2 separate regions of the Mus musculus genome follow, and region 2 is linked to region 1. Evidence: chromatin loops called from intact Hi-C (ENCODE). Cell type or tissue: left cerebral cortex. All regions are shown on one strand.

Region 1 (5,000 bases):
GACCCCTTTGAGATTTGTCTTATCACTATGGTCCTCAGTCTTCTTTCAAAGCCGATGCAGGCGAATTGTGTTCAGCCTGAGCTGAAATCTAGTGGAGAGAGTTTTTCCAAATTCCAGCCTTAGGATTATTTAGATTGGCGGGGCTGCTGCCTCTAGGACTGGATGAGGTGAACCATAAGTTAGAGATAAGTGAAATAGCCAAGGCATTCGTCTATCTACGGTTAGTATTTGCATCTGAATTTATAGCTTTCACTTCATATGTACATTTACTGTGCAGAATCTGGTTCTGTGAATAGCAAGACATACAGTGCAAAATTACAGCGATGAGAAGCGTAACCCTAATGTGAAAGTCAGCTACAAGTGTCAGCTGTCAAAGGCTGAGAGATAGGAAGACACATGGTGACAGGAACCAGTCCAAGAAGAAAGAATGTGTGGTCTATCTCCACCTACTCTGGGAGATGATGGGAGAGAAAAGATGCCACCTGTGAGGAAAATTAGGACTCTCTTCTCAAATACTAAGTGCCAGGCCATGCGTGCTCTTTGTGAGCCTGTGATCCTGAGCACTCACCGAGGTGGCTCTGCCCCCACAGTCTCAGCAAACGCTGTGGACCAAGTTGGCGGAAAACAAACGTCTCCTTGTACCCATTTGGTGAACAACACAGATTCCCAAACTGATGGGTTTGTTCTGGGAAGCCGCCTCATCCCAGTCCCACTGATGTCATGGTAGAAGATGGACTCAGTTTAACTCTCTCGTTTGCCTTTCAGACCGACCTAAGTAGCAGTTCCCATATGGACCTCGTAGAATCAAAGCGTAGACAGTTAAGGAGGTTTCTCTTTCCTTAAGGCAATATTAATGAAGACATCTCATTTCTGTCTGAAAAAGAAGGAGCCAGTGTGATTTAGGGAAAGAGATCTAATCGAGTGATCAAGAGACCCTGGCTCTGACGATAATTAGCTCAGTGCACTTGAGTTAACCTTTGATATCTGTGGATCTTGTTTTCTCCCTTTGTAAGTTGGATGGTACCCAAGAATCGGATTTGCAGTGCCACCTCCGATGAAATGAATGGTTCCACTTTTAAAAGAATAACTCCTTAAGCTGAAATTATTCTGCAAACTATAACACTAGGATCAGTAGTAACAAATGCAGAAGTCCTCACAGAAATGAGTTGTGACAGGAACCATAAAACTTTTCAGAGTAGAGTGTCTTTCAAGTAAATTATTAATTTTTATATTACAATGTGAAATTCTAAAGAAATCTAAAAGAAAAGCTTAATACATATGTGATGTGTGTGTAAATATATAAATATATATGTGTGTGTGTATATATATATACATACATACATACATACATACATATACATACATGCTATGCATGCACTATCTTTAAAAACATATAACAAAACTACTACCCATCCCATCCTAGTTTGATTTCTGTTGCTGTGACAAAACACCATGATCAAAAGCAACTTGGGAAGGAAAGGGTTTATTTGGCTTGCGTGTCCCAGTCACAGTGCATCATGAAGGCAAGTCAGGCTACAAACTCAAGGCAGAAACTGAAGCAGAGACTCTGGAGTAACATTGCTCACTGGCTTGTTCCTCATGGCTCACTCAGTCTGGTTTTCTCACAGTGAGCTGGGCCTTCCTACGTCAACCATTAGTAAAGAAAATGCCCGTGTGACTTTCCTACAGGCCATCCTGATGGACACAGTCCTCACTTGAGAGTCCCTCTTCCCAGCTACGTCTAGTTGGGTTAAGTTGACCAACTAAGCAGCACATGCTGCAAACCTCTTGTGATGTAATCTGAGCTCAAGAATGGTCTGCAACTGTGATAGTTCCAGTAGATACTGATTTTACTTGATTAAATATAAATGTGAACGTTTATTTGATTATGGAAGAATAACTGAAATGACTATTTGGTCCGCTTTCTCAGCCTCCGTTCAGCCATGTGTATTTCTACTGTGTTCCATTTGGCATCAGCTTCATTTTAACTGGTTATGACTCGTGTTGCTGCCATGCCTGCTGGTATAAGAAGGCCTCAGCAGCTGTGCTGACAGAGACATGACCTCCTTTCCTGCTTTTGTGCAAGTCCTTCTTGGAAGTCCTGCTGGTTTCTAACTATCAGATGGAGCTTGGTTAGCATAAGTGAATATGTTCTGCTATGGCATAGAATAACAATAATTACCTTCCTAATGTAATTATACTTCTTGATATAATAATCTCATATCATTAGCACAAGTAAATAAGAACATGCTTGTTAAGCTGGCTCTCCCTTCAGACTATATCTGCATCTTTATTTGTCTTCTGCACATCTTAAATTTTCATTGGCCTGTTCTTGTCCTGTGTGATGGTGGTATAGGTTTAACTTCAAATGTAATATTAATATTGCCAAATAGTGGTGTGTGTGTGTGTGTGTGTGATATTAAATGATGTAATGAGTTAGTCTAGCTGAGATCAGTAATTGATGAGGAGGGGCTGTAAGGGATAGACAGTTCCTCACTTTCCTCAGCTTTATACAAGATTATGTCATTTTAGTATACATGTGAAGAGAAACTTTACAAAACATCCACTAGATGGCACCTTGTTATTGTGTCCTAGATTTAACTTGTGGCATTCTGAACTAGATAGTATAATTCAAACAAATTGTTTCCTCAGAATCTTGGATGCTGATGAAAACAAAGATTTCTGTAAACCTTAAAATTCCTCTGTTAGTAAAAGTGCTATCACAGCATGCTTGGTTAGTACTGGAACCTGCTTTTGTAGCCATTTGAACATTTTGTAATACTTATGAAATCGTAGAAAGTAGAGAAAACCGGGCGGGTATGATGGCCATCCGTTAGACAAACACCCTTGGTTTCTCTCGGGTGATGAGCCTTGTGCTTTGGGCAGATGTAGCTTATATTCCATACGGTTCTGAAGTTCTTGTTCTTCCTTCTTCAGTTTTGTAGTCCAGCTCTGTACCCTTTTGCCTCGGTCTCTCATCAGTGCTGGGATTAGGAGTGTGTGAGCATACTCAGCTTCAAGTTCTTACCTGTTAATTGCCACTAGCCTGATCTTCTGGAATGTTTCCTTCTTATTTTCCAAATTGTCATTAACAGTTATAATAATAATAGTACCCACAAGTTTAACGCGTATCTTCATTTAACTTTATAATTTAGAGTTTATGCCTAATAGAACCTTATATCCAGATAGTTGTTTTATTCTGTTTTGTTTTATTATAAGCTAAGGAAACACTAAAAAATAGTAAAATTACCAAAAAAGTTAAAATAAATCCACTCATAATCTTATTATATAAAGAATTTTGTATGCAGTATATTTATTATTCTTTTGAGGGTTTTGGTCTCTTTATCTTTAAGCATGTATACACACACACACACACACACACACACACACAAATATATATGTTGTCACATGGTCTGTCAGTTTTCTCCCTTGATTATTTTAATTCTTTTGAGAAATGTAGTATCATTCAAGACTTTATTACTATAAATTGCAGCTGGTAGTTTGGCCGTTGTTTTATTTTTGTTTGTTGTTGTTGTTTGTTTCATTTGCTTTTGAGATAGCATCTTATTTGCAGCCTGCGCTAGTCTGTTATGACAGCCCTGCTCAGCCTCCTGAGTACCTGGATTGCAAGCATGCGCCACCTTCGCCACGTAGTTTCCAATTAGTCTCCCATTATTTCTATTTAGCTCTTTCTCTTCCATCATTTCTTTCTTACAGATTTTGAGATCCAGAAGTATTCGCTTTTGGCAGCATCCACTAATACACTAAAGCACTCGAGGCTCAGGCAATGCTGTCATGCGTTTGATCCCAGCCTGGGCTACGTGGTGAGCTCCAGGCTATGAGAAAGAGTAAAGAACCTGCATCAGGCAAACAAGCAGCAGAGCTAAGGTTAGCACATCTAGCTGCAGTAGCTCAGCAGTACTGAATGCATGAGCTGTGCATGCTAATGAGCCAGGAGCTAGAACTTGCTAATTGCAACTTATTTTAAGTTGATTTGAATGTTTATGTTCTGTGATTAATTGCAAGGATAATAACAGCGGATCTTCATAAGCACTTCTGTGGAAGCCAGAGTTCTAAGGAGGAACATGACTAGGTGTGAAGATTTGTAGAGACAGCCATTTCCTGTTTCTGAATATAGCGTGAGAGGTGCAGAAAGATTAGGTTGTTCCCCCAGAGTAACGCAGTGAGCAAGGAGCCTGGGAACTGTGCATACAAGTTTATGGATAAAAGGAACGCTGGCGTGTCTATGCTGTTAAATTTCAGCCCAATAACACGAAATACCTGGATATCGGCAAACGCAGTTGACAAGTAATCTGGAGTTTCTTTCAAGACATAGTTAAGAACTTGGATTTTATTTTCTTTCTGATTAATTTTTTCATTTTTTTATTAATTTTTTCATACACTATATTTTGATCGGATTCTTTCCTTTATTCCAAACTCTCCCCGGTTCTCTCTACCTCCTTATTTACCCAAGGCCATGTTCTTTTCCCTCAAAAACATGAGTCAAAACAAAAAATGAAACAAAACATGCACAAAGGAGCTCATTTTGTTTTCCTGGACGTGGGGTCTGCCCTGCAGTGTGGTTGACATACCTGTGACACTCTATTAGAGAAAACTAATTTTCCTTTTCCTGGAGGTATCAATTGGCGATAGCTTCTCTGTAAGCAGTGGGGCTTTGTGTCCACTTATCTTTCTCAGCGCTGGGGTTTAGTCCGGTTGGTAACCTGTGCAGCCTCTGTGTGTGCATAGTCTCTGTGAAGTGTTGTATGTATCCTGTGCATCTGGAGGACACTGTTTCCTTGGAGTTTGCCTCTGACTCTTAGAATCTTTCTGCCCTCCTCTTCCTCTCTCTGAGCCTTGACATATCTTCATTCTAAACCCTTATATACTGCTTTCAAAAGGGTATCGGTAGCATCAGATTTCTTGTTGAGTATGAGTTTGTAAATTGCAAGGTTTCCAATACTGAGAATATAGATTTCAGTTATGCTTCAAACAGCTCA
Region 2 (5,000 bases), 260 kb after region 1:
CTCCATCTTTCCTTCTCACACACTACCCTTCCGCTTAGGCATGCAGAGTTTTGACAGGTAGGCATGTTTCTTAATATACCTGACAACACCATCAGGATCTCATCGGGGACTTCTCTTGTGATGTCCATGGAGAGAATTCAAAGGTGACCCACAGTTTAGGGTAGAAGATGATACAGTTTATTCCAGAGAAATGCTAATAGTACAGTAACCAAAGAGACAAGTGCACAAACTTTAAGCCCCTGGAACAGTCAGCTTTCCTAAGAGACATCTTTTTCTTTCCAGGTGATTGACAGGCTCATTTGGATCAACACGTGCGTGTGTGTGTGTGTGTGTGTGTGTGTGTGTGTTTTGATAAAGCTTAGTTGACAGAACCAGATGACAAGCTACTTTTGTTCCTGGGTGTGTTCTTTGATGATCCTTGGATCAACTCTGACAGGAGCGGGTATTAGTGCACCCTTGTTCCTGTTCATTTAGACGAGGTCTCATGCATTCTGTCTGGCTTCAATCTGGAATTCGTTATGTAGCTGAGGATGACCTTAAACTTCCGGTCCTCTTGCTGTCTCTTCTTGAGAACTGGATCATAGGTGTGTGCCTCTGTGACTGTTTATGTGGCGACTTGCTCTTTATCAGAAGGTTTCCTGCTATACAGTAACCTTATAAGGTTTAGAGTTCCTGAGCCAGGTTTTCACGGTTACCCATTAATCATATCCTGGCATTTCAGAGCATCGCACCAGGGCCAGAGATGTGGTGAGGAAGCTCCAGTTCTTTGCTTTTCCACGTTGCTGATTCTGAGAAGGTAGCCCAGCCTGAATGTCCTCTCATCCTGCTAATATCTAACCGGCTACCTAGCAACATGATGGTTGTCCTACTTCCGTTTCTGGTGCTGGGATAAAATATCCCGATATAAAAAAACAACTTATGGGAGAAAGGGCCTATTTTAGCTCACAATTCCAGCTTATAGTCCATTATTTTGGGGGGAAGTCACACTGGCAGGAGCTTGAAGCAACTAGTCGGAGCACATCCGCAGTCTAGAGCAGAGAGAAATAAATTCACCTGTGCTTGCTTGCTTTACTCTAATACAGCCCAGGACTCAACCCCAGAGACACTGCATACAGCGGGCCGGTTGGCTGGGTCTTTCCACACCAATTAATCTAAGAAAGAAAAAAGCCCCTCCTAGGCATGCCCACAGGCTAGCCTGATCTAGGCAATCCCTCACAGAATCAACAAGGATTCTGTCCCTTTCTAGGTACTCCACTTTAGGCAAAGACTGTAGCCTGCTTCTTAAGCTCTAAAATGAGTTAATAATAGAATCTGATAGGTTTTCTTGAGGATTTAATGAGGTAATGAATGTAATTATAATGGCAAGCACAATGCCTGACCTGAAACAGATGCTTGGCAGCCACTAGCTCTTACGAATAATGTTTTATTCAATCAGGAAAGGCAGGTCTAAATGCTGAGGAAGCTCAGGGCGAGGTGGGAACGTCTGGAGAGGTATGCATTCTGTTTCTGGTGGGGTTTTTTCCTTGCTTTACTTAATACAGCCTAGGACCCAAATGCCAGAGAATAGTACTGTGTACACCGAGCTGGGTCTTTCCATTTAACCTAAGTAGGAAAAAAGCCCCTCCAGGCATGCCCATAGGCTAGCCTGATCTAGATCAGCCTAACCTGATCATAGCTGGCACCCCCACACATTGTATCCAATACTCCATGATTCAAAAGGTAATGAACGAGAAAGTGGTGGGCTTCAATTCCCAACCCTATTAATACCACAAGATTTGAGCTACATAAACCACTAGTATGAAATTGCTGGTATTCATTAAACCTTGACAATATGAATTATGTTTAGAAATAATGAATACACACACATATATAGTGTTTTGTTTGTTTTGGCTGTTTTGAGACAGGGTCTCAGTTTCTAGCCTAGGCTGGCCTGAAATAATATATTTTTAAATTAAGTCACTTGCCTGGAGGTCGGCCTCGTACTGGCATTTAGTGACATCTCAGTAAAGGCAGGGCATAGGCAGTATGAACTTTTTACACCGTGATTGTTTCACAGGAGTGACAACTGCGAGAACTTCTCATTCCCTTCGTCTGCCCTCACTGTTTCACCAGGTTTGGGTAGGAAGCACATGCCTGGTGTTCTGTGGAAGTGGTGGAGTGGGAGGAGGTTAACTGCAAGCTTTATCTCTCTCTGCTGCCAGTCGTCCAATTCTATGCTTTTCTCTGACTTTCATCAGTGATGAGGTCATCCCAGCGCGAGAAAAGCAAACTCCTATCTTTCAGATTCGATGAAGGCTAGCATTGTTTAGTCTGCATAAATAGAGGCCAGACCCATAGAGCCCAGGAGGCAAGCGGCTCGCCCTCTAGCGGTTTCACTGGCTAATGCCGGTCACTCACCGGAGCACTGACAGGAAGGCGGGAGCGTGAGGGCTAAAATGTAAGTTAAAATTAGATCAATAGTCAGCTTGGCTGTCTCAATCAATGCTTCGCAGGGAGAGCATACAACCATCTATTTATAAGCTAAACCCGGTATTATCTTCCTCTTTTAGGACGCAGAGATCCATTACTGCGCGCGGCAGGGGAGAGGATGCTGCGCGGAGGTTCCTGCCACTTTACAGCTCACTGGCTCGCGCTACCTCACCAGCCTGGGATGGGACGCTGCTGAAAGACCAGCCTAGCCTTCGGCTCTTCTCTCTGCGCAGGACCTTAGGGTCCCGTGCCCCTGCTGTGTCCCCTAACCACTCACTCTCGCCAATCCCGTGCAGCAATCGACCGCATCCTAAGTTTTAAATTGACAAGGTCAAATAGGGAACCTAGTGCATGGGTGAGTTTGCGGAGGGGTATAGGGCAAATGCATTAAAAATAACAGAACTCAAGGGCCCTCCTACAGAAACAGGCCACACATCAGCTGGATTCTAAACACAGGCTTGACTGCCCTTTTAAAAGGTTTTCCAACTAGCTCCCCCACTGACCTGAATTATTCATCCTTGCTCAGGCAAATGTTGCTGTCAATAACTGGGGTTCCTCCTCCTCCTCCTCCTCCTCCTCCTCCTCCTCCTCCTCCTCCTCCTCCTCCTCCTCCTCCCCATCAAAACAGGAATAGATATAGATTTGTGTAGCAGGCCAGTGAAGTTCTTAAGTTAAGGTCTGGGAGAGGTGGAACTCCACTAGCCCCAGTCTGCCCCCCGGGAAGGTATCTCTGATACACAAAATAGATCTACAGGAAGCTATTGTGTTGCTGTGGTTAAACTGCAGTTTTTCAAATGAGAGAGAGAGAGAGAGAGAAAAAAAAAACAGAGACAGAAGGGGGGGGAGAGACAGAGAGAGACAGAGAGACAGAGAGACAGAGACAGAGAGAGACAGAGACAGAGAGAGACACACACAGACAGACAGAGGGAGAGGAGGGACAGGGACAGAGAAAGAGAAAGGAATTTGATTTGGCGCCCTCACAATGCAAGATCAAACCATAATTTTTCAGAAAAAAAAACTTGTATCATATATATATATATATATATATATAATATTCTAACTTTTGTTTTTCTGTATCTGGAATTTTTCTTTCATAAGCATGCACTATTTTTATGATAGAAAAACTTTAAAGGCCTAAAGAACTTTAATATTAGCATAAATGTACATTAAGTATATTTTTAGAGTGGATCTATTAGCTGCTATATCATTTGACATAAAAGGCTTTTGAACTAAAGATAGGAACTGTTGTATTCTTTATTTAGAAATAGTATCTTCCATCCCCTTCCAATTCTTGTTGGCTTACCTCCAAAATAGTCTGCATCTGTCGCTTCCTCGCCATCTTTGCAGCTCCTCTCGGGGACAAGCCACCATTCATCAGCTTTCACCTGGATACCCAAAATATCTTGTCGGCAGTTTCTTACTGCCACCTTTCCCCAAAGAGGGGCTTCACTTGCCACTGTAGCAACCAGATTGGTCTTTTAAAATGTAAATCAGATATTCCTTTTTTTTTTTCTTTTCGAGACAGGGTTTCTCTGTGTAGCCCTGGCTGTCCTGCCTTGGTTAGATGATGTTCTTTCCCATAGCCAGAATGTAGTCTGCTGGGGTTTATCTTCAGGGTCATTTTGACTGGGCTTGGAATGACCTGGGAGTTGTGTGTCCCTTGGATGTGTCTGCTTCCAGAGAGGTTTAACCAAGGAGGAGCTGAGGTGTGTCATGAAGGCAGGTGGTATCATTCCATGGGTTGAGGTCTCTGGCTGAATAATCAAGGGAGGCTGAAGAAATGGCTGGGCAGTTAAGAGGGCTTCCTGTTCTTGCAGAGAAACTGGCACAGTTCCCAGCACCCATGCTGTGGGACCTAACAATCTCCTGTAACTCTGATGCCACTGGCACTTAAGTCTAATGAATACATAGGCACACACAGACACTCCCATACACGTAATTTAAATAATGAGCATGCACACTCTCTGTTTTCTGATGAAGGACACAGTATTATTCATACATTCATATATGGGTGTCTAGACCCCTACACTCCCTGGGCCATACTTTCCCATACCCTCCTTCAAACAGTGATCAACTACAATGACTACTTCCTTAAGTTGTCTTTGTATCTGCTCATAGACACAAGAGAAGCAATGAACACATGTGCCCTCCGGTTGCTGCCTACCCTGCTGTATCTCAGACAGCGCTGGAATCCGGCTCCACCACAGCACATTTTCATCATTTCTCCATGGGGCTCGAACCTTTCAGCTCCTCCTTTCTCCAGTTCCAGCCCTGGCTTTTCCCTTTCTGTAAATGACCTTGGATATCAGACAGTCTCAAAAGCGCTTCATATCATTCTACTCTGAGCTCATAGAGTAGGGCCCTTCTGCCTCTCCAAAATTTAACCACATTGTTTTGTTTTGTTTTATCTCACAATGCTTTATTTTATGTAGATGGATTGACTGACTGACTCTGTGTGTGTGTGTAGTGTGTGTGTGTATATGTGTGTGTGTGTTAGTACACATGTGTAGGTCCAAGGGCAATGTGTGTGA

Evidence for each region. Hi-C counts contacts between places; a loop is a spot of excess contacts. Peaks named below come from ENCODE experiments on the same cell type or tissue, not always from the same donor. Only the 100,000 strongest peaks of a DNase experiment are listed, where the experiment ranks them.
Region 2: it touches region 1 in a loop (2.3-fold over the local background); 5 of 42 quality-filtered maps call a loop at or near these places.

The regions. Positions count from the first base shown.
Region 1 is chr16:50,304,443-50,309,442 of GRCm38, reverse strand. All of the region lies in intron 3 of Bbx (bobby sox HMG box containing), which reads left to right. Among named protein-coding and RNA genes, the nearest start is that of Bbx, 130 kb to the left of the region's middle. In left cerebral cortex, a CTCF peak has its summit at 2,570 (motif pointing right); DNase peaks (open chromatin) are centred at 2,014 and 2,579.
Region 2 is chr16:50,043,590-50,048,589 of GRCm38, reverse strand. It overlaps Gm4827 (predicted gene 4827), which reads left to right. Exons shown (of 4, transcript NR_045935.1): 2 at 2,550-2,824. Among named protein-coding and RNA genes, the nearest start is that of Gm32101, 3.5 kb to the left of the region's middle. In left cerebral cortex, a CTCF peak has its summit at 2,374; a DNase peak (open chromatin) is centred at 2,372; H3K4me3 peaks cover 729 bases; H3K27ac peaks cover 744 bases.